Linked DNA regions of Homo sapiens: regions 1, 2 and 3 are each linked to region 4. Evidence: read pairs that join two places in POLR2A ChIA-PET (ENCODE). Cell type or tissue: GM12878. All regions are shown on one strand.

Evidence for each region. Peaks named below come from ENCODE experiments on the same cell type or tissue, not always from the same donor. Only the 100,000 strongest peaks of a DNase experiment are listed, where the experiment ranks them.
Region 1: POLR2A ChIA-PET joins it to region 4 with 5 read pairs; 2 of 35 experiments call an interaction of 5 or more read pairs at or near these places.
Region 2: POLR2A ChIA-PET joins it to region 4 with 6 read pairs; 3 of 35 experiments call an interaction of 5 or more read pairs at or near these places.
Region 3: POLR2A ChIA-PET joins it to region 4 with 6 read pairs; 7 of 35 experiments call an interaction of 5 or more read pairs at or near these places.

What each region holds. Positions count from the first base shown.
Region 1 is chr4:2,945,445-2,947,944 of GRCh38, reverse strand. NOP14 (NOP14 nucleolar protein) reads left to right here. Exons shown (of 18, transcript NM_001291978.2): 10 at 334-419; 11 at 1,398-1,533. NOP14-AS1 (NOP14 antisense RNA 1) reads right to left here. Exons shown (of 4, transcript NR_015453.2): 3 at 825-1,072. Among named protein-coding and RNA genes, the nearest start is that of NOP14-AS1, 11 kb to the right of the region's middle. RefSeq lists an enhancer at 111-1,310. In GM12878, no CTCF peak of the experiment used is centred here; no DNase peak of the experiment used is centred here.
Region 2 is chr4:2,685,752-2,688,251 of GRCh38, reverse strand. All of the region lies in intron 13 of FAM193A (family with sequence similarity 193 member A), which reads right to left. Among named protein-coding and RNA genes, the nearest start is that of TNIP2, 69 kb to the left of the region's middle. In GM12878, no CTCF peak of the experiment used is centred here; no DNase peak of the experiment used is centred here.
Region 3 is chr4:2,583,639-2,586,138 of GRCh38, reverse strand. All of the region lies in intron 1 of FAM193A (family with sequence similarity 193 member A), which reads right to left. Among named protein-coding and RNA genes, the nearest start is that of FAM193A, 48 kb to the right of the region's middle. In GM12878, no CTCF peak of the experiment used is centred here; no DNase peak of the experiment used is centred here.
Region 4 is chr4:2,481,720-2,484,219 of GRCh38, reverse strand. All of the region lies in intron 1 of RNF4 (ring finger protein 4), which reads right to left. Among named protein-coding and RNA genes, the nearest start is that of RNF4, 14 kb to the right of the region's middle. In GM12878, no CTCF peak of the experiment used is centred here; a DNase peak (open chromatin) is centred at 1,259; H3K4me3 peaks cover 1,764 bases; H3K27ac peaks cover 1,393 bases.

The DNA.
Region 1 (2,500 bases), 460 kb before region 4:
TCGTGCCTCTTTCAGTGAATGGTGGATATTGCCTGTGAGGAGGACGCCGTGCTGCCCGTGTTCCTCGTCGTGCTTTCCTAGTGGTGTGTTGTCAGCTGTTCTGTAGAAGGATGCGCCTTGCCCTTAGCTTTCTCCCCCCTACACCTTCTAGTGCTTAGCAAGTTCTAGCAGTGTATTTGCTTACATTTTAGAAGGCTGCTCGTGTCTGTCACCCTGGGCTCCCCTGCCCCACCTGGTTGTCACCAGAATGTACGTGATCCAGAAGCTGTGTGCCTGTGGCTTTGTTCTTGGTGCTGAGCACTGAGCTTTATTTCCCAATTCATGTTCCTGCAGAAACTGTTTGGCTTTCTTTTGGAATACGTTGGCGATTTGGCTACAGATGACCCACCAGACCTCACAGTCATTGATAAGTTGGTTGTGTAAGTAAAAATGGTGTGTCATCTGGGATGTGGGGTTAAGCAGAACAATTTTTCTCCCATTTAGAGTCATAAAAATACATTCCAGAGTTACTAAGGTAGGTGGAATGATGGTGTCAGCATGCCAAGTGGGCAGGTGGTCACCCAGGGCTTGTGAGCCTCACAGCGCAAGCCGGCTTCTCACACGTGCCGCTCCAGCCACTGTAGAGCTGGGACTGACTTTTAACCACAAACAAGTTGATTTTGAAACAAGTGAACCCCTTTAGATTTGTGGCTGGGATGGGGTGGCTCATTGTAAGTTTCAAGCTCTGGGTGACTGAGCGGTATTTGGAAAGCACGGTAGACACCCCGCCCCTCACCCTTCAGTGAAACCCAGTTGGGTGGCTTTGCATGCCAGGGAGTGTGTACCTCTTGTCTGCATGGGGACCGCCAGGGCGAGCTCCTGCCCTCGTTGCCCTCTAAGGCTGTGTGACCCACTCAGTGGCTCCTGGCCCCCAGGGCTGGTGGCTGGAAGAATGCCAGAGGGGCAGAGTCCTCAGTTGAGAGGCGTGTGTTGGCTTCGGATCCATGAGAGTGCACACCAGCTTCCTGCCCTGTGCCGCGCGGAGCTCTCCACGTCATCTTCTGCATGCATGGAGGCACTATCAAAGAAGTACCTGTCGTGAGGAATAAATGAGTTAATATGGAAAGTGCCTTGGAGCTGTCAGCTGCAGCTGCCACACAGAGTGGTGCCCCCAACAACGTCTGTACCACAAATCGAGCTGTTTCTCCCACCACCTCCAGTCCATAATGTTATGGCCGAGTTTTTAGGAAATGGCAGAAGTGAGTGTAGACTCTTAAGAATGCTGTTAGAAAAAGCGGATTCATCCAGTTCTTACTTGCTCAGTCAACAGGTGACTGCATAGGAAAGTGGCTTGCAGGGCTTTTCTGTGTTTCTTATCTAAAGTCATTCTCTCCTGACTTTACATTTCTGCTTAACAGGCACTTATATCATCTTTGCCAGATGTTTCCTGAATCTGCAAGTGACGCTATCAAATTTGTTCTCCGAGATGCGATGCATGAGATGGAAGAAATGATTGAGACCAAAGGCCGGGCGGCATTGCCAGGGTTGGATGTGGTAAGCAGAGTTCAGTCTAGGCACTGCCCCTGCCACAGAAGTTCTGTTTGGCATCACAGAAGGTGGACGACGGGTACGATGCTCTTGGCTGTACCCTGTGCTTCCAGGGTGATGTGGAGTGAGCTGCACGGCAGCGAGGGTGATCTGGAGTGAGAGTGCACGGCAGTGAGGGTGATCTGGAGTGAGAGTGCACGGCAGTGAGGGTGATCTGGAGAGTGCACGGCAGTGAGGGTGATCTGGAGAGTGCACGGCAGTGAGGGTGATCTGGAGTGAGTGCACGGCAGCGAGGGTGATCTGGAGTGAGAGTGCACGGCAGTGAGGGTGATCTGGAGTGAGAGTGCACGGCAGTGAGGGTGATCTGGAGTGAGAGTGCACGGCAGTGAGGGTGATCTGGAGTGAGAGTGCACGGCAGTGAGGGTGATCTGGAGTGAGAGTGCACGGCAGTGAGGGTGATCTGGAGTGAGAGTGCACGGCAGTGAGGGTGATCTGGAGTGAGAGTGCACGGCAGCGAGCCTGGGAGGGGAGGGCACTCCTCCACTAGCCATGGACTAACGTGTGGGTCGTGCAGGGAGATTCTGGTTTGATTCCACGTGAATGGTGCTGTATTTGGTCCAGTGACAAAAACATTGGAAGGCAAATAGAACCACGGTATTGTCCTTAAGGGCCCAAGCCTGTGGGCTGGTTTAAATTGGTCTCGGTTTCTATGTTATTCAAAGGTTGGGAGACATTTGTACGCTGAGATTTTTAACAATTTTATAACAGCCTCATGCTGTATTTTCAGCTTTAGTAACTTTAAGGAAATACTTGCTGAGATACGCTCTTTATTCTGTTGCCTGGTGTTTGTGTTGAAATGGATTCACAATAGTTAGCAGAAGCTTAAAAATGTAGGACTTAGGTTAGTGATTTTTAATCAACTCCCCAAAACATGATCTGAGCCCGTGTCTATAACCATTGTTGACTGCTTTGA
Region 2 (2,500 bases), 200 kb before region 4:
CTTGTAGCCTGTTGGTTTGATGTCTGCCTTTCCCCAAATTATATGCGCTCTAGGATGAGGTGGGACATCTGGGTCCTGGCCCTTCTCCCCCAGTCCTTGCTAATGCTGGGCAGACATACGGTTCTCCCTCAGCAGGACTTCTGTCTGCTGGAGAGGAGAAGTGCCCAGTTATGGGCAACCTGGTCATCACATCCTCTGGGATGCAGAAATGAGTAGTGAATTCTTTAAACTCAAGTGGGAGGGTTCCCTGGAGGGTTCTTAAGAATGGGCGATGGTTCGGCAGAATCCTGCTGGCCTGGCTGGGGCAGAGGGAGGACAGGAAGAGGTTAGGAGCAAAGGGATGGCGCACGTACAGGGATGACAGTGCTACACCCTGACAGGCTCCAGGTTGAGTGTGGGCAGCAGCCAGGCCAAAGACAACTTTGTACCACTTTGTTCTGAAGGGGCTGGGGAGTCACAGAGGGATTTAAACAGCAGAGTGAGATGATTTGGTCAGCTTTGTGGAAAGATCAATTTGTGGCAATGCTGTGGATGAACCAGAAGGCGGAAGGAGGACGAGTAGGTTAGTCAGGGGATGAGAAAGGATGAAGCAATGGCAGTGAAGGTGGCAAGGAAAGGAGGAATTCTGGAGCTATCAAGATGAAAGCTGGGACTGCACATCTAGTCCAGGAGCTACCACTGCTGGCTCCACTATGAGGAGGCACGGTCAGGTGACAGCTAGATCTGAACTCTAGTCCCACGTCTTGGCCTTTGGGCTCTGGAGTCTGGCGAGCTCGGATGCCAGCTCTCCCTTTTGCTAGCTGTGTGACCTCAGGCAAATCACTCAATCTTTTTGTGCTTTAGTTTTCTCATCTGTAATCTGGAAATACCTACCTCCAGGGGTATGGTAAGAGTTGAGCACACTGCCTGGCCCATAGTAAGTATTCAGTGAGTGTGATGGTGCACTGCTTTGATTTTCTAGGACAATAGTCTTAGAGACTACTATATAGAGACTACTTATATAGACATAGAGTCCCTGGACACAAAACACCTGACCAACCGACCAAACCTTTCCACCTTGCCCTTCTTCCACAGTGCTTCGGAGCAGAGAGGAAGCACTCCCCTCTGGGCTGCTGGACAGCTCAGCGAGTCCACTGACCTGGAACAGGCCCAGGAAGGCAAAGGGGGAGAGGAGGGTAGAGCAGACACTCAGGACTCAACAGCAGGAATAAACAGGTCCAGACGGGCCACCCAGGATACAGTAAAGGGCCTGAAGTCATTGTTTTGGTAAGGGAGCCCCATGGGACAAGAGCCAGGAAAATAAAAAAACGTATTTCAATAGATACCCATTTCTACAAAGCAGCGATAAGCTAAGAGCTGCTTTGCTGAGAAGTAATTGACAAAAAGTAACAAGTAGAAGACTTCTTGGTCTTGAGGACCTTCTTGTAAAAGGCAGAAGCCCGTGACAGATGCCAAACTGCTAGCTTTGAGCAGCAGTCCCATTGTGCCGGCCCAGCTGGTAAACCATGACTAGAAGCACTCTCAGGGCTCTGAAGCTACGTTAAGTGCCTCCTGGACTCCTCAAGACACGACCATGAGTTGTTTGGTTTCAGGTTTGAAAAGCCTGGCTGAGAGCCTGGGCTCCACCACCCATGTGTGTTCAGAGAGCTCTTGCTTATGCTTCAAAACCCTATTTCATCAGCATCACCTCCTCTGCAAAACCACCCGTGGGCTCATTTAAAATTTTCTCTCTTCGGTGTTACTTTTCTGCCTAGCATCTGTAAGTCACAACATTTTGATATTTTGATTATGTTTTTGTCTTCTCTTTAGACTGTGAACTCTTTGAAAAGAGGGGCCAAGACTAACCGATTTTTGTCTTCCTAGAGTCTAGCACAGGGCCTGGCACATATTGGGTGTTCAATAAGTGTTTGCTGAACAGTGTCTAGCTTAGAGGAATAAGGGAATGCATCTATATAACTGTAATATTGGAAACATACGGCAATGATTCTACGCATTTGATTTACACACTATTCAGAACCCCACACACTCAAAAACGGAAGCCCAGTTGTAGGGACAAAAGTAACAGGGATCAGTAACAAAAAAAGTTGTATTTTCTTTAATGCTTTTGCAGAAGATGCCTACTGACCTCAATAGCTTATGGATTTCTTTCAGGAAAAAATAGGTGTCTGTCACCTAGACCATTTTTGGACCATGACTTTATAAGTCCACCAATGATATAACTGTAAAGTAACTCTCTCAGAACGTGGACTACGCTATTGAATCAGAACACCAATTTCACTCGTTATACAAACCCACAAAGCTTCAACTAGCAGAAGTTTTGCATTTTTATCCACTTTGAGACAAAAGAAGTAATCCATAGAAAAGGAAAACTGTTGCTTTAAATGAAAGCTCTGACACAAATATGCAAACACAACAAACTGCTTTCCACTGCGCACACACTGAGTTTATCCAGGAGCTAGGTGACTCGCCTGTCCTCTACCACCCACACCCACTCGGACAT
Region 3 (2,500 bases), 100 kb before region 4:
CCCCAGTAGCTAGGATTACTGGCATGCACCACCACGCCTGGCTAATTTTGTCTTTTTAGTAGAGATGGGGTTTCTCTATGTTGATCAGGCTTGTCATGAACTCCCAACCTCAAGTGATCCACCAGCTTCGGCCTCCCAAAGTGCTGAGATTACAGGCATGAGCCACCCCACCCAGCCCAGATTCAACTATTTAAAAATTATTTATTTTTTGAGATGCAGTCTCACTCTGCCACCCAGGCTGGTGTGCAGTAGCACAATCTTGGCTCACTGCAACCTCCACCTCCCAGGTTCAAGCAATTATCCCTGCCTCAGCCTCCCAAGCAGCTAGGACTACAGGTGCCCGCCACCACACCCAGCTAATTTCTGTATTTTTTAGTAAAGACGGGGTTTTGCCATGTTGGCCAGGCTCGTCTTGAACGCCTGACCTCAGGTGATCCGCCCACTTTGGCCTCCCCAAAGGGCTAGGATTACAGGCATGAACCACCATGCCCAGCCTAAAATTTAAAACTTCTATTTGATAAACATTAAGAAAATGAAAAAAATGACAAAAAAAAGTGAAAAATGAGAAAAATAGGAAAAAGATATACAACTTGACTGAAAAAATTGGGCAAAAGACTTGAACGGGTTCTTCACAACAGATGACCCAAATGGTCCATAGACATAAACATATGTCACAGATATCACAGATAAATTAAATCATAGTACCACCATTTACCCACCAGAGAGGCTGAAACAAAAAATTAGGACAAAACCCACGCTCAGCCAAAAACATGAAACAATGGGAACTCTCAAGCACTGCTGGTAGAGTGAAAATAGGTATAACCACTTTGGGAAATAGGCATTACATGAAGACTGTGAAAATACATGTAGACTATGACCCAGTAATTCCTTTTCTGGATATCTATCTTTCCTCATATTAAGTCCTGTATGCACCAAAATACATGTACAAGAGTATTCATGCCAGTCCCAAACTGGAAATAACCCATAAACTGTAGAATGAATGAACAGTCATCTATATGGTGAAATACTATACAGGAATTAAAATGGATAAACCATAGCTAAGTTCAAAACAAATAAATCTTTCAAATATTGTTGGGTGAGACAAGTTATATACCGTATTCAGTATGGATGCTTCCATTTATATAAGGTACAAAAACAGGCAAAACTATAGTGTTGGGATGTTTAGTTTTGGTTTGTTTTTTTTTTCCTTTTTTTGAGACAGAGTCTTGCTCTGTCGCCAGGCTGGAGTGCAGTGGCACGGTCTCGGCTCACTGCAACCTCCGTCACCTGGGTTGAAGCAATTCTCCTGCCTCAGCCTCCTGAGTAGCTGGGACTACAGGCACACACCACCACGCCCAGCTAATTTTTGTATTTTTAGTAAAGATGGGGTTTCACTATGTTGGCCAGGATGGTCTCGATTTCTTGACCTCATGATCTGCCCACCTCGGCCTCCCAAAGTGCTGGGATTACAGGCTTGAGCCACCGCACCCTGCCATTTAGTATGTTTAACGAAAGGAAAAGAAAGGAAACTGTAATCGAGTAGTAGCCTTTAGCAGGCTTTTGGAGTCCTGGTAATGTTCTATTTCCTTATCTGAATGGTGCTTATACCAGGGGTCAAATTAATTTGCAAACCTGTACATTACTTTTATGCATTTTTATAGTATTTAACAGTAAGAAATATTCTTTAGAGATGGGTGTTTTTTTTTTTTTTTTGAGACGGAATCTCACTCTGTCGCCCAGGCTGGAGTGCAGTGGCACAATCTTCACTCACTGCAACCTCTGCCTCCCAGGTTCAAGCGATTCTCCTGCTTAGCCTCCTGAGTAGCTGGGATTACAGGTGCGAGCCACCAAGCACCGCTAATTTTTTTAAGAAATGTTGTTTAAAGAACATTGTTAAAGGACAAATGAACAAGGTGATTCCATAGGGAGAGATCTCTCAATAAATGGTACACAACTGGATATGAATATGGAGTGGGGGACACCTCCAACTTCACCTCACACCATACCCAAAATTAAGTTGAAATAGATCACAGACCTATATATAACAGCTAAAATTATAAAACCTCTAGAAGAAAACAAAGAAGAAGGTTTTCCCAACCTTGGAGTAGACAAAGATCTCTTGAGACCCCAAAAGCACTAATCATTAAAAAAATTGGTAAACTGGACTTACACCAAAAAACTTCTGTTCCTCAAGACATGGCTGCTTCTGTCTTCTGCCCTAGGATGAAGAGACCTGGGACAGCATAATGCTCAACCTTACAGTGCAAAACAGCCAGACTAACTTCATATCCATGACTGTTTCTGAACCTGCTGGAGAGCTGTGGTTACAGAACAAACACTGGCCCATAATCTTAAGTGCCTTCAGGGAAAGAAAACAAATACACTCACCTGGGGTAGACACAATCAGACACACTAGTAAGAAGAGTTCAGCAAGAATAAAAGACAAATTGCGAAAGGCTGAGTACAGGCTGTCAGGACAATTTCTGGCAACTGCAGAAAC
Region 4 (2,500 bases):
TAGCCTAGGCCTACACCAGGTACACAGAACCCTCAAACCCCACCTGGGAGGCAGAGTCTGATACAATTACCCACTGAAAATAAGAGACCTGGGTCAGGCATGGTGGCTCACACCTGTAATCCCAGCACTTTGGGAGGCCGAGGCGGGGGGGGATCACCTGAGGCCAGGAGTTCGAGACCAGCCTGAACAATATGGTGAAACCCACCCCCTACTAAAAATACAACAATTAGCTGGGTGTGGTGGTGGGCGCCTGTAATCCCAGCTACTCGGGAACCTGAGGCAGGAGAATCGCTCGAACCCAAGAGGTGGAGGTGAGCCGAGATCGCACCATTGCACTCCAGCCTGCGCAACAAGTGAAACTCAGTCTCAAAATAAATAAATAAATAAAAATCAATAAAAACAAATAATTTTTTTTTGAGACACAGTCTTGTTCTGTCACCCAGGCTGGAGTGCAGTGGTGTGATCTTGGCTGACTGCAGCCTCCACCTCCCAGGTTCAAGCAATTCTTGTGCCTCAGCCTCCCAACTAGCTGGGATTACAGGAACCCACCACCATGCCCGGCTAATTTTTGTATTTTTAGTAGAGATGGGGCTTTGCCATGTTGGCCAGGCTGGTCTCCAACTCCTGACCTCAAGTGATCTGCCCACCTTGACTTCCCAAAGTGCTGGGATTATAGGTGTGAGCCACCGCACCTGTTCACAAACACCTCTTAAACAGAACTTTGATACCCTCAGTCATATCAATAACCACACCTTAATACTCAGAAGAAATATGAGCCTCTTGCTCATTATACAAATGAGGGTATGTGGTTAAGCGGTCAGCAATGATGTGGCTGGCCAATAAGCCCTACAGCCTTGGACAAATACTTGCCTTCTGTGCCTCAGTGTCCACATCTTTAATTGAGTAGAACACCTCACCTCTGTGGAACCAGTGACCGCTGAATGAAACACCCAGTATGGTTCCTAGCACCCAGAAGGCAGCTCTATCAACTAATTTGCTAACTATTCACAGGTGCCTAGTCTGGGTAAGGCACTGCTCCAGGGGCTAGGAATGGGATGGGAAACAGCAACAAAAAACTACCCATGGAGCATATATCCTAGCTGGAAAGATGATCAACAAATCAAGTAATAAATAGGTATTATATCAGAAGGGCTGGAGAGCATGTCCCTTCTTACAGGTATGAGTGCTATTAAATAAAGGCAAAACAAACCTTCACCCCAGGAGGAACTGGAACCAATGTTTCCGGCTCTCAGCAAGGGCTTTATTCATTTCCAGAACAGACTTGGCAGGATGTAGCTAATCACAACGGCTTAGACTTAGAACAGGACTCAGAGGAGGTTGAAGAAAGCCGGCACACAGCCAATGACAGGCAGTTCTCACCCAGAGTTATTTATTCCTAAGGCTCAGGGGCCTTGAACATTGGCCTCCCCTGAAGGTTTGCAGGGACAAGAGGAATGAATTTGATCAAAGCAGAAAGCAGCAGACTATGCTCAGAGAGGCAATGAGGCTTGTTCAGATGCCAAGTAACCAGGTCTTCCATAAAATTATCTTATGGCCCCGATTAAGCTGCCACCAGCAATCAGGCTACAACCAAAATCCCCAGGGGCCTGAAAGGAGCAAAGGGCTTTCACATCTATCAGCCAAGATGGCCTAGGCTTTGGGGCCTCATATAAAAACAAGGTAATTTCTGGGAGCCAGGAGAAAGGGTAAGATAATGAAGGAAACCTAAGGATCCACTCCTCCGGAGGCCGAGGGGCAGATGTACCTCAGATGCTAGAGGCCGTCAACATCCTCGACACTTCCCCAGGGCCCACAGTCAGCACAGGAGGCAGGCTTGCCAAGCTACCTGGTGTTGATGGCCACTGAGCACAGAGCCTGCTGGAGACCAGCTAGCAGCTTAGCTGCCTCTACTGTATTCAGAACCCAGGGTTGGCTGGGGTACAGGGATGGTTGTGAGACACTCACAAATCTGATTATTTGACCCATACCAGATGGGAGCAACTGAGCAGTGCCCCACAATGGGAATTCTCGAAGGGCACACCAGAGGGGGCCTAATCTCAAACAGCACTGTCTCTGGCTCCGGGCTCCTAAAGAGAGACATGTTCTTCTACTCTTAGTCAGATGCATCTGTGGGCTAAGGGACAATACAAGCTGTCACCAAAGGGCTAGCCAAACTCAACTCTCTAGGGGCTTGCATCTTGGTGGAGAAATCCAGCACCCAGAAGCCCTAATCTAGGCCCTCTTCAACTCTCCTTCAACACTTTACCTAGAAAGTAGACTAACAAATCAGTGTCCCAGCCTGGGCAACATGGGGAAATCCTGTCTCTACAAAAAAATACAAAAACTTAGCCGGGCATAGTGGTGTACGACTGTAGTCCCAGCTACTTGGGAGGCTGAGGTGGGAGGCTCGCTTGAGACTGGGAGGTTGAAGCTGCAGTGAGCCCTGACCATGCCACTGCACTCCTGCCTCGGTGATAGAGCGAGACTCTGTCTTTAAAAA